2 separate regions of the Homo sapiens genome follow, and region 2 is linked to region 1. A link is a contact called in ENCODE POLR2A ChIA-PET data. All regions are on one chromosome and are shown on one strand. Each heading gives the region's core, a stretch centred on a gene start or an enhancer-like site at or near the end of the contact. The rest is flanking DNA. Distances are from core to core; before and after follow the strand shown.

The links. ChIA-PET counts read pairs that join two places held with the same protein, here RNA polymerase II (POLR2A).
Region 2: POLR2A ChIA-PET joins it to region 1 with 10 read pairs in T-cell. The contact joins the promoter of MIR4453HG here to the enhancer-like site in region 1. POLR2A ChIA-PET finds 5 or more read pairs at or near these places in 2 of 52 experiments (OCI-LY7 and T-cell).

Annotation. Positions count from the first base shown.
Region 1 is chr4:148,056,234-148,062,777 of GRCh38, reverse strand. All of the region lies in intron 20 of ARHGAP10 (Rho GTPase activating protein 10), which reads right to left. Among named protein-coding and RNA genes, the nearest start is that of MIR4799, 280 kb to the right of the region's middle. Within about 2 kb of position 2,960, at least 13 of the 41 ENCODE cell types and tissues checked have a DNase peak (open chromatin) inside an H3K27ac peak, as active enhancers do.
Region 2 is chr4:152,533,020-152,539,088 of GRCh38, reverse strand. MIR4453HG (MIR4453 host gene) reads right to left here and starts at 2,825. Exons shown (of 1, transcript NR_033797.2): 1 at 1-2,825. FBXW7 (F-box and WD repeat domain containing 7) reads left to right here and starts at 2,997. Exons shown (of 14, transcript NM_001349798.2): 1 at 2,997-3,962; 2 at 4,056-4,148. MIR4453 (microRNA 4453) reads right to left here and starts at 2,661; the gene lies at 2,573-2,661. RefSeq lists enhancers at 2,702-3,061, 2,767-3,302, 4,552-4,651 and a silencer at 3,172-3,961.

The DNA of each region.
Region 1 (6,544 bases), core at 1,711-4,210:
AAGCACATGACCGGCAGCTGCAAAAGATCAGCTAAACATTTAAAGATCTTTCACCTGCTCCTACACGTGTGGCAATTCAGAAGAAAATGCCACTGGATTCAGGCTTCCTCTAGAGAGGGCCAAAGACTTCGAAACCAATGAACAGCAAAAACTTCTGGTGACCAGAGCATTTCTTAATATTTCCCTTTTTTTTTAAAGTTAATGTAAACAGGTCAGTGAACAGACACCTGGAATGGCCTCTAAGCACAGAGGGAGAGTTCAAATAATTGATGCGTGTTAATCTGAATTACTCTTCAGTGACCTCAGAACTGGAGGCGACTATGGTTTATGACATTCCCTTGAGAAGTGTCTCGTTTCATTCAGTGACATTTTGAACACACACGTGTTCCCTGTCTGCAGCACCCAGGTGCTCTTCACCTAAGATACCCCGTCTTCTGCTAAACCAGTACACCAGTTTCCACGAGCAGTTTCCCGAGGCTTCTGCACTCCTCAGCATGCTCTCAGATTGTTTCCCCTGCCGGAGAACTAGCACCGTGTTCTTCAGTACCAGCATGGTCTCCTGGCCAGCCCCTAGGTGCAATCCTCCAACACGGTGACACTCAGCAACCTAGGGCCAAGTTTACCCACTTGTCTCCCTATACACAATGCTCCTGCACCTGCTCACCTACCAGGGGCCGTCCCGCCCCAGCAGCCTACCCTGTCTGCCACAGCTCTGCTTCCTGGCGTTCCCACCTCCGCCTCAAGCTTTGCCTTTCCTCTCAAGCTCCCCGCCCTGCTCTAATCTTGCCCTTCCTTGGCTCAGCTCCAGTTCCACCTCCCCCAATACTCCCCCTGTGGCCTCTCTAACCCATACACCTTCCCTGAAGGCCTGCGACACCAATAAATGAAAGGGCACATTGATACTGGTTGTTCTCTGATGCCTTCAAGTATTTCTCTTGCCTCCACAGGAAGATCTTTAACTCTTTTTCCAGATCTCACGAAGCCAGGCAGATTGGCGGGGACATGGAGCCATCAGCCAACATCGGAGCAACCAAATTAGAAAGCTCTAAAACCAAAAGTGGATTTTACAAATCTGGTGCATAATTGACTTGGTAGGTATTTAATACACAGAAGCTTTCCTATGCTTTGGTCAGGAAAAAAAGGGGGTCATTTAAAAAAAAAAAACATTATTCTTCTAAGAGCTTATTTACAATTCCCTTATCCAGCCATTCATCTGGGAGTCATAAAATCTATTTTATCCCAAGGCAAGATTTGTTATAAATCTTAAAGTGATCTGTATCAACAGTCACAAAAGTCACTCCATTTTTTTTTAGCAGAAAAGGAACGCTGAATGTTGTCTTACTAATCAGGAACGGAAAGGACAGGTAGGCGTGAGTGAAGCCCTGGCAGGAAATTAAGGCCACAGTTAGCCAAACAATTGCCAAGTTATCTCCCAGCAATTATTCAAGGTGCTTGGAGGGTGTGAATGGAGGAAGATGAGATGTTTTGCCACACCCCCCATCAGCTCTTCAGAGTCATAAATCGTCAATGACTGCCATCCCTCTGCCTAGAGGGAGGACAGTTACAGGAAGAAGATAAAGTAACTATGTGACTACACTTATGTGGCCCTTGAAAAATAAAGAGCATAAATTTTATAGGTATTGTCTGCTTGATCCTCACATCTTTCTTTAAAAAAAAAAAAGGAAACCTCCATGAAAACACCCGCGGGTGGGTGGGTGTGTTTGTTTAGGGAAAATACCCCTCAGTTTTTAGAAAGTGAAAGAACCACTGTAATGACAGATACGCAACAGAAAAGCCTGCCTGTCCCGCACCCTGGCTTTCTCCATCTCATCCCAAAACAGGAACACAGAATCAGCAGTCCTTGTCCAGGGTCAAGTTCTCCACATTCACCTTTTTTGTTTTTTTGTGATCTTTCTGTTGCTATTTAACACATGCGCTATGTGATCTAGCACTAACCGGTTCACCAAGATTACCTCCCACACTTCCCATGTAGACTTAAGTTTCTGCATGTGATTTCCTGGGTGTGTCTCAGAAGCCTCTACTAGGTAACTCCTTTGATTTCAGAACCCCACAAGGGCAGACACACTGTAAGCTGGAATATTCACAAGACGGGGCAACGTGCAAGGCTGGAGACAGTGTCTATGGAGATGAGGCAATGAGATGTGTGGACAACTGGAAGCCTGTGAAAGAAGAGACCTGTGCAGCCAAACAAGGTTTGGGAACCAGCACAGTAGCTGCTTGGATAGAGGAAATTTTTCAGAGGCTTGTCGGCTGGGAAGGATCAGGTGAGGCAAGTGAGTAAATATACTTAAGTCGTGTAATGGGTTCACATCTAAAGCCAGTACACGTCAGATGATGCCATGTTTCACAGTGTCTCCCAAAAGCAACCTGTCCATATTTTTTGGAAGGCCAAAAAAAAAAAAAAAAAAAAACTAAACATGAGCTTCGTTATGTAACCATCTCTTACCTTCCAAACTTTGGGTTACTTTTTAATAAGAAGAATCGAAACATTTTTTAAATATCATCTAAAATGTAATACCTACATTTTCTCAAAAAACGGTAGAGGAAAGTATTAGTTTTAGAAGAGAATTTCTGATATTCTCTTTCCCTTCTTTTATTTAAAACATTTTGAAGGAACACGAGGCATTTTGGAATGGCAGCCCATAAGCAAAGGACTAACAGCTTTTCCTCAACCTGGGTTCCAAGAGAGAACTGAGCCCTAAGGCATATCTGTCTCTCGTCTCTCTCTCGTCTCTCTCCCCTCTCTCTCTCCTCTCTCTCCCCTCTCTCTCTCTCTCTCTCTCAAAGAGTGGGCTTTACCCATCATAAAAGATCTGGGTTTTCTAAGCTCCAGGTTTCTCTCTTGAGGCATGTAGGTGTGACCTGGCCCAAGCTGCATTGCCTTGTAGGAACTGGAACTCAGGGAACTGGCACAAGAAAACACTGATACTGTCATTGCTGTGATTAATAGAGGCTGTTGGCTCTGACCGCGAGTCCCACGCCTTCTGCCAGCATCCCGGAAACGATGGTAGGCTAATTTGGTAGCTCGCAAGCAGGGTACGGTTTCAGACCCTTCACAGTTCTTGACAGTATCATCCTTGGGAGAACTAAAACACTCACCAGATCATTTTTTTTGTACTCTGTGGTTCAGGGGAGAGCCCCAGCTTTTTCCCAAAGAACATCTTTGGGAAAAAGATCAAAGGTGATTAGTGAAATAATAATTAAAAGCTCATTATGTGCTAGAACATAATGAAATTTTTGAGAGTCCTTTCCTACCATTTCCCAAATTTAAACATTTAAAAAATCTATTTATTGCCTTTTTTTCTTGTTGTCCCTTTAACTACGGATTTTTGATTAGTAAGACTGGCATGAGCACAAACCACCAATTCTGTTTAATGCCAAGCTACTGACCAAGTACAAAAAAGTACCTAAGTGCCACAAGTTTCCTGAAAGCCAAGTTGCAGTTTGCGAAAATGGAGGAAGAAGTCAACTGTTCCTAAAAAGCTCAGAAACCACGTTTACCAAGACAGAAGAAATATACAGAACTGCTAATATCTGTTCGCTATCTTCCCAACTTAACACACTACACTGCAAAAGGCATCTCCTAAAACAGGATTCTTCTCTATCTTCAGCACGGAAGGCCAACATCACCGTCCTTCTTTCTCAAAGAAAGGGGACAAATAGAAACAAGAGTGTTTCACTAAAAGCACATGAAGATTTCAAATTGCTAACTTGGAAACACGTTCCTGAAAATGCACAGACTGAAAGTCTACCTGACTGTTCCTGACGCCACGGAGGCATTTCCTGTGTTTAGGTGGGGTGGGTGGAAGAGCTGGGAAGACAGTAAGCAGGGAAAGAATATGCATTTGTGTAAAGGATGAGGAAACTCTCTTCTTTAAAAAGAGTCAACACTCTTGCTTGGAAACATGGGCCTGAATTTCGGGGAAAGACCTTGTAGCTTTCACGTGCAGCAGTGGGGCCAAACCCCAAAACATGAAATTATGACAGTGCTGTATATGTGGTTACTTTACAAAGTGTATTTTTAGAAAATGGAACAGATCAGCAGTCCATGCTGCTTCTGATTCAAACTGTGATCCAGTCGCCTCCAGTACCAGACTCTACGCTCCACGCATATTAAAAACATTCTGGCAGCGACAGATCACAAACATTTCAGAAAGGGGGAAGGGAGTAGGGGCCTTAACTGTTAAAACTCGACACCAGTTGCACCAATCACCAGAGAACTCCTGCATCTAACAAACATTTCTTGCATAATATACACAGGTCAGGCTTTGGGCAGCACTAGAGATACAAGCCCCTGATTCCAGCCTGTATAAGCACTGAATGCAATCTAAATTCAAAAGGGTAGAGCGAGGAGAATACGCATTAAGAAAAGAAATGAATGCTTATTTGAAGTGACTAAATCCCCCAAATACCAAGATATTTCACTACGGTTATACAATACGAGATCAAATCAGAAGTTTGCACTGCAATGAAAGATTCTAAACTCTCATTTGCCAGGTCTCTGAGCAGAAGCTAACACATTAGTGAAATGATCTTTCATGCCAGTCTGGGAAACATACAGCATAAGTCTAGAACAGCTGTCCTGGGCAAGAGTGTTTGAAAATGTTAATAAAGACAGAAGGAAATATTGTAGATCTGTATATTATGGGAAAATCTCTGTTCAAATAAATGCCAGTTATTCCTTAAGTGCCAGGAGAGGGAGAACTCCACACGCAAGCACATTGTTTGGCTCCCCACGAGCACACCGAGGGACAACAGCAGTGCAGAGAAACAAAGGCCTGTGACATGCAAGTCGCCATAACCCACGGCGTTGGGGGAGAAGGACTTTGCTGCCCATCAGGAAGGTTCGGAGTAGACCCACTGGCTCATCATTTACAGTCTGAGGACTTCCTGTCAGGCCTTGTGCTAGTCCCTGGGGACACCCAGGAAACCGTGACACCACCTGCTCTGCAGCCAAGTGAGTGGAGAATGCCCAATTAATAACCATAATACAGGCACTGAGAGCCATGTAGCGATCTGCCCAAGGTCCCTCAGAGGAAGAGTGGAGGAAGCACCTAATAACCATGGGGATAGCCAGGAGGGCTTCCTGGAGGAGGCAGCATCTGTGCGGAGCTAATGCTGAAGCTGATGCTACCATAGTCAACATCGTCATCACCTCCCCACACCCAGGCTCATGTGAGGCACAACTGTGCAATCTAGCCCTGTGCTAGATGCAACAGGCAGGCACTAGTACACTTATTCCCAACCACCCTATTATTCCACATGACATATGAGAAGACCATCTCAGAAAGGTGAAAGCAACTTACTCAAGGTCATGTTTCTAGTAAACCCTGTTTTGACAAGACAGCACAGATCTCAGACCCTCAAGTCCTTTTCAGTGACTAGAATGGAATATGGAAAGAATGGTGAGAGATGCAAGTACCGGGATATTCAGGAGGCACAATCATAACCTAAAGGCAAAGAGGGGCCATTGAAGGATTGTACGCATGCAAATTACAAATGCCTAAGACTCTGCCACTCTGCAGAGAGACCTGGGTGCCAGAGCTGGCACTATCATTGTTGGCTGAGTGCCAGCTTGCAGTTTCTTCCTCCCCTAGGCTTGTTCCTCTTTTTGTCAATAGCTAGAGGCTATGCTGAGAAGGAAGCGAATGACTTACGAGTGCCCCCCAGAGGTTGGCCCACAGTTGCCATCATTAGCCTGCACTTAGTGTCATCCACAACTGAAACTTGGCTGAGCAACCTAAACTCCCTCAGCTAACGTGAAGAGAGTCATGACTCATCGGCTGGGTCACTGTGGGTTTAAATGAGATGATAGGCGTAAAGCCCTGAAGCATAGCAAGCAGTCAATAAATGAAGCCCTCACTACTATTACATATTTCTAGGTCAGATCTTACCTCTGATTTCTAGGGTTATATCATCACTAACCATTTAATTTACCAAAAGACAGCAAATCAGCTATGCAAAGGGAAAAAAGTATGACTATATTAAGTAGATGTCATCATTTAAAAAATCTAAAGTTGCTTATAGAAACATGGCATCCTGGATTTGAGCTTGAAACAGAGAAAGAACATTATTGGAAAGACTGGTGAAGTCCATATGAAGTCTGTGGTTTAGTTAACAGTACTGTATCAACACTAATTTCATTATTTTTAACAAAGGTACCACAGTTCTGTAAGATGCTAAGAGCCGGAGGTGGGGTGGGGGCGGGAAGTGAAGAGGGGAAGTGAAGGGTCTACGGAAGCTCTGTAGTATCTTTGTAACTTTTCTGCATACCTTAAACTATTCCAAAATAAAAATTTATTTTAAATGATACATTATAAAAAGAACAACCCCACATAGGTTTTTCAGTCACTGAAACACTAAAAGCCTTCTGAAATTATAAATAAACATTTGAGGGCATCCAAAACCCATAGGGAAAATGTCTGGTTGGTTTAATGACAAGAAGAGATGTGTGAAGCTTACACTGAAAATCACCTGGCACTCTCCATCTACCACCACAGTGGTTAACTGCACTTCCTAAAGC
Region 2 (6,069 bases), core at 1,576-4,075, 4.5 Mb before region 1:
TCCATCAGCAATAGAATGGCTAAACATATTGTCACATATTGTTATAATGGGACACTGTAATATGCAGCAATGAAAATGCACAAATTACAGCTATAGGAACAACCTGAACAACATATGAATTAAAAACAATGTTGAGCAAAAGCAGCAAGAACAACAGATTACATATTATATTGTTCCAGTTACATAAAGTTCAAAAGAAAGAGTGAGACTAAACAATATATTGTTTAGGGATGCATGCTTGCGACAAAGCGACAAAGAAAAGCAGGGAAATGATTATCACAAATGTTAGAATAATGACTACACTTAGGAGGGAGGGAAAGAGTTGTGTTCGGGAAGGTCATGGCAGGGAGGGGAACTTCTGAGTTGCTGGAAATATTCCATTTCTTGACCTGGTTGATTGGTTACATGGTGGTTTCCTTTATAATCACTTATACTATATAATTGCTTTATGTATTTAAACTATATTTCACAATAAAAATGTTAAAATTAATATAGATAGTATTTCTGGAAAGCAAAATTTTGCCAGATAATTTAGCTTACACAATCTTTGACAGTAAAAGCCACTGATATGGAATAACGAAACACTGATTAGTTTCTTGTAAGAGCTCACTTTCAAGTGTAGAGGTCAAAAACCTTATAAGAGTCTCCGTTTTTCTATATTTTAACACAGTATTTAGATCCTTATCTTAAATTGATGAACCAGGGAAGTAACTATTAGCTAAAACTTCAGATTTTTTGGAATTTTTAATTAACTAGCTGTTTTCTCCTCTGGATTAATAAGCAATACAAGGAACTAAAGAGATGCAGACCAAGTTGGAAATGTATGAACTTCCTTCTCTCCAGTCTCCAGTTCCAGCTGTTTCCTCCTGTTATCAAGCTGGGTGCTGAGGTGGGTATCTAGCCCAGTAAGCTTAGTGTGCTGTTATTAAATACTTTCTAAGTAAGTGGCTCAGGCTCTCCTGAGTGCCCTTCTGTTCCTCAGCACTGAGGTTGTAAGGTGGAGCCACTGACAATGAAAACAGAAGATCACGCTGCTGAAAAACCCTATGTGGTACACACTTAACTGGAGGTGTTCTCTGCTGGGCTGCAGAACTCTGATGTTTGCACTCTTTTCCTTCAAAGCCTACAAAGGTTAAACTCTCTGAGGTGTTTAGCTTCACAAAATCCCCTAAATCTGTGTGTTTTACTCCTTTAATTTCCACCATTCCCCTGTTGTAAGATAGGAAGAGGGGGAAAAACAAAAAATATTTATTTTGTAGCCATGTGAGACCATCACTTGTTGGTCTGATTACCTGTGAGTCTTATTTGGAAGGCTGTAGCAGGGGATTGGTCACGTAAAGACAGAAAAATCCAGGGTAATTTAAGCAGGATATTTAACCTGGCTCTTGGAACTTCAGGTCAAGGGCAGTAGGGTCAGGTGCTAGTCTGTGAGTCTCTCCTTGGTTTTGCCACATCCTCCTTTGCCCCTCTCACCACCTTTCCCGCAGCATTTTAATGAACACGAGCCCTTGGATTTACCCAGTTAAAAGTTTCCTTAGTTTACTGTTTGCAGATGGTAGTGGCAGTAGTGGGAGAAACCCAGAGCTTCCCACATTTGTCTATAATACACTTGCTCCTACCTTACCCCCTCCTCCAGGTGGAAAGACTTGTAAAATCCATTACTACTGCTTCCCAAGGAGGTAGAGTGTACTAGGGTCCAGGGACAGAATTGTGGAATCTGCTTTCATCATTGCTGCTGCTTTAATCTTTTTCTCATACTATTCACTGAAGACAGATTTCTGAGGATTCTGGTCCTTTTATCTTAAATTTGTTTTCCTAGAGAACTACACTTTAAACTTCATGAGTTTCTACTTAACTTTCCTTTCCAGGATAACATCTGTAGGAAAAGCTGCATAATAGTAATAACACTTATTTTAGAAAGAAAATAACCTTTGAGTCAGACCTGAAACAGGCCAACATTTCTTGATGACAACGTACACTGATGAACCAAGACCAGAAGCTCTCGAAAGCTCCAAACCGTAAGAAAGAACCATTCGTAAAAGTGAGGGACTATTAAATTCTTCCCCTGACAGTCAAAAATCCTTCAGCAATCTCCCAGAGGATGGCTCCCTTCCAATCCTCCCTTCCCGCCGCCCTAACAATCTGCGCGAGGATGGGTCCCTTCCCTTGCTCGGCATTTCGTCTCCTTTTCCACTAAAGACTCAGGTTGTGACTCTGTACTCAAGCCGCACCCCTGTTTCCTTTCATGGCTAGGGGGAGGGGAGGAATGTATTACAACTCATTTTTACAATGCACTGCAGTTTACAAAGCGCTTGCACTTCCACCATATCCTCTGAGCTTCACGAGTGCCACGTGAGAGAGGCATTCATTCATTCATTCATTCATCAAACATTTGCTCGGCCCGACCACACGTTATCCAACGCTGGGTCTCACCCCACGCCACGGGAAGGGTGGGGCGCTCTCTCCCTGGAGCAGGTGCAGATCAGGCTGTAGGGTAACTCCTCGATCAGTCCGGCTTTTCGAGGGTCTGTTTGGGGCCAAATGCCTCACCTTCGGGTGGTGCGCGCAGCTGCCTGAAGACGCGGCCTGGGCCTCCTCCTTCCTCCCAAAGGAGCAGTCCCCACCTGCCCCGAAGGAAACCGCTACAGACCAAGCTCTCCAGGCCGCCCTCGGGTCAGGGGTAAGATCGGGCGGCAGCTTAGGCTCGACTCGGCTCCTCCCCTTCCTCTCTTCAGTTCTGACGCGGCCGTAGAGGCGGCAGCGGCGGTGGCGGCTGCGAGTCCCGCGGCCCGAGGCGCACCCACCCGCTCGCCGATCCCCACTTCCTCTTCCCTTGGAGCGTCATCAGAGCGCGCCAGAGGCGCCCAGGGCGGGGTGGCTGGAAGGGGGAAAAAGGCCAGCGGAGGAAGCCTCAGAGCGGAAAGAAGAGGGAGGGGGAAGAGAGCGGTTGCTAGGTGACTTGCGTCATCGGCAGGCGCCGCTCTCCTCCCGCCCCTCTCTCTGGAGTGAGGCGAGAGCCCCGCACAGAGCGAGGGAGACAGCGAGCTGAGCTCCGGGCGCTGCCGCTGCCGCTGCCGCCGCCGCCGCCGCTGAGACTGAGAGCGAAGGAGCATCCGAGAGATCCAGTCCCCCTGCACTGGCCGCCGCCGAGACCTTCGCTCTCACCTGGGCCAGCGGGAGCCGCGGCCGCACTCCTTTCCCCCCCTCACCTTCCCGGCCGGCAGCGGCGGCTGCACACGCCGGAGCCGGAGCCAGAGCCGGAGCCCGAGCCTGAGCCGGAGCCGGCGGCTTGGGGGGCAGGGAGGCGGCTACCACGGGCCGGGAGTGGGTAGCTGCTCCGCGGTGAGAGAACGCTGAGGAGGCGCCAGAGCTTCTGCCTCGTCCCGTGGGGCGTGGGGCGAGACCCCCAAGGTGTAGGGAGGGGGGTCCCAGCCGCAGCGACACATGCGGGAGCCGGGAGCGGGGGCGGCGCCGAGCGGAGCCGGCCGGGTCCCTCGCCTTGCCGCCGACTCGGCCACCCGCCCGGGGCCGTAGCATCTTGCCCCGGAGTGTATGAACCGGGGCCCCAACCAAGCTCGGCAACCACCCCCCGGCCGGGGGGGCGGGGACCCCGATGTGAAGCGGCGGCTGGGGCGGCGGAGAGAACAGGACCGACGCCGCCGTCCTTTCCTCACCTTCCCCCTCCCCTCAGCCCCCTCCGGGGGTCTTCTCCCTTGGCCAGTCGCCGGCCCCCCGGCTCCTTGGCTGGACTCCGGGAGGAGTTCCTAGAGCCCCCCTCCCCCGCCCCAGTCCCGAGGGCGGCGGGGCCGGGGGGGACCCGGGGGGCCGGCCGCAGCCTCCACCCAGAGGAAACTTTACAAAAACAAAATCCGGAGTCTCCCAAACCTGACTGTCCCGGGAGAAGTGGCCCTGGACGGGCAGAAGCCGCAGCCTGAAAAGACCCAGGAAGAGGAAAAGAGGAGGTAAGCGGGGCCGCCGCCTCCCCTCCCCTGGCAGCGCGGAAGAGACCCGGGTTGCCGCCTGGTTTAGCGACACGAGCACCGCTTCTTCCTCAGTACCGCGCCGGAGCCTTCCGCAGCTGCCGCTTCAGTCCGAAGGAGGAAGGGAACCAACCCACTTTCTCGGCGCCGCGGCTCTTTTCTAAAAGTGTGAGTGGCCCCGGGAGAGGGAATTGAGGGGGAGAAAGTGGGAGGATGCCGGCGCTTCCTCCTGGAGTTTTGCTGATGTTCTCCAGTAGTGTTGGGAGTCTATCAATGAGGGAGTCTAGCTTTATTCACGGAGGGGGGAAGGTGTTAGGGAGGCCTGTATTTTGTAACTTTTTAGCTCTTTGTACGAGTAATGCAAGTATGCAGGTTTCTGTCGGAGGAGTCTTTTCTCCAAAGTGAATACTCGCACCTTTCTGGCCAGCAGTTGGCAAAGGGAAATTGAGGAAGCCAGAGCATATGTGCGCACAGAGGCCATCTGTATCTGTAACCTTTTCCTGGTACTGTGGGTGTGTGCGGTGTACTTTTTGTTTCGGGGGTACTCTCATATAGGTTCCCGAATGAGAACTACTTAACCTGTGGACCCCTGAAAGTAAAATTCCTTTTTTAAAAAACAACAACAAACCTGTTTTGAGAGAGGTTCATTTCAGTACCTATTGGTACAGGAGTTAACCTTCTCAGTTACTGGGTCCAATTTCATGTGTGTCAGGAGGACACTGTAACAGATGTCAGTTACTCAGGAACTTGAGTTGTTAGGAATCACAACTTACTTGGGGAAGAGCATTTATCACATTAATCATTTTATAAAAGTTGTGATTTTTTCCCTTTCACCCCCCCCTTTTTTTTTTTAGAGTAACAAATTACAGCACTTTTTTATTTGGTTTGAGGCTTTGCTTTTTTGAATTATCTTTATTTCTGTATCAATTTAGGATACATCTTTGATATTTAAGTCAGGAATGATTTTTTCCTTCCATTATTTTAAAGCTGAAGTTTATAAAACCTTTGACTTGTATTTTAGGTATCTTGTCAGAGTACCAAATTAAAGGTTTATGAAAGTAATTAATATTTCATATACAGACCTTAAGGGTTAAACATAGAGCAGAATTTTATGTAAGAAGACATAGACAGTAGTATACTGAGAATTGTGGTCCGTCTAGACAACTGTGGGCTCGTTCTGTCTGAAGCCACTGCTGAGAGATACTTTGTGGGAATGAATGTAAGCCTGGGGTTATCTCTCTTTTCGAAGTTCTCCATTCAGGATCTTGATTAGATTAATTTAAAACTTTCTCAAACTTAACAATGTTTGGTCCTTTTTTTTAAAGTAATGAGTTCTGCAAGTTTATTAGCCTGTGTATTATGTGACAGTTCATTTACATATTCCATACCTGTGTCCCTAAACTTTCAGGACACAGTCAGAGTTTGTGTTTCAAGAATTATCAGGACAAGCCTCAGTTCATCTTTTCTTAATTTTATGGACTTTCATTATTTCTACCATCAGTTTCTCCAACTGTTGTCTTAGAATAATGTCTTTCATTTGACCACTTTTCCCTCCTCTGGAACTTCTCCCACTGAATTGTTTTTCTTTAGTTGCCTTGTTATGCTTTGGTAAGGAACTTTAAATTCTGTCCTTTAAATGTGTACTGACATGAAAATACTGAATAGTGGATGTAATGTTAGAATCAGAGTCACGTATTCTGTTTTTCACTAAGATATTGCAAAGAGAAATGTAGTCATTTTCTAAAATACTGTACCCAAAATACAGTAGAAGCTGTATTTTGGGAAGGAGGGGAGGACAAACTAAGAAACAAACTATAGTTTGAATGTAGGTTGCACTCTGTCAAAGTTGCTTACTAACTTTAGGACCTACTTTTATTGCTTATGGATTGGTTAAAAATTACGGTATTTTTTTTTTTTTTGAGACAGAGTCTTGCTCTGTCACCCAGGCTGGAGTGCAATGGAGCGATCTTGGCTCACTGCAACCTCCGCCTCCCAGGTTCAAGCGATTCTCATGCCTCAGCCTCCCAAATAGCTGGGACTACAGGCATGTGCTACCACGCCTGGCTAATTTTTTTTGTATTTTTAGTAG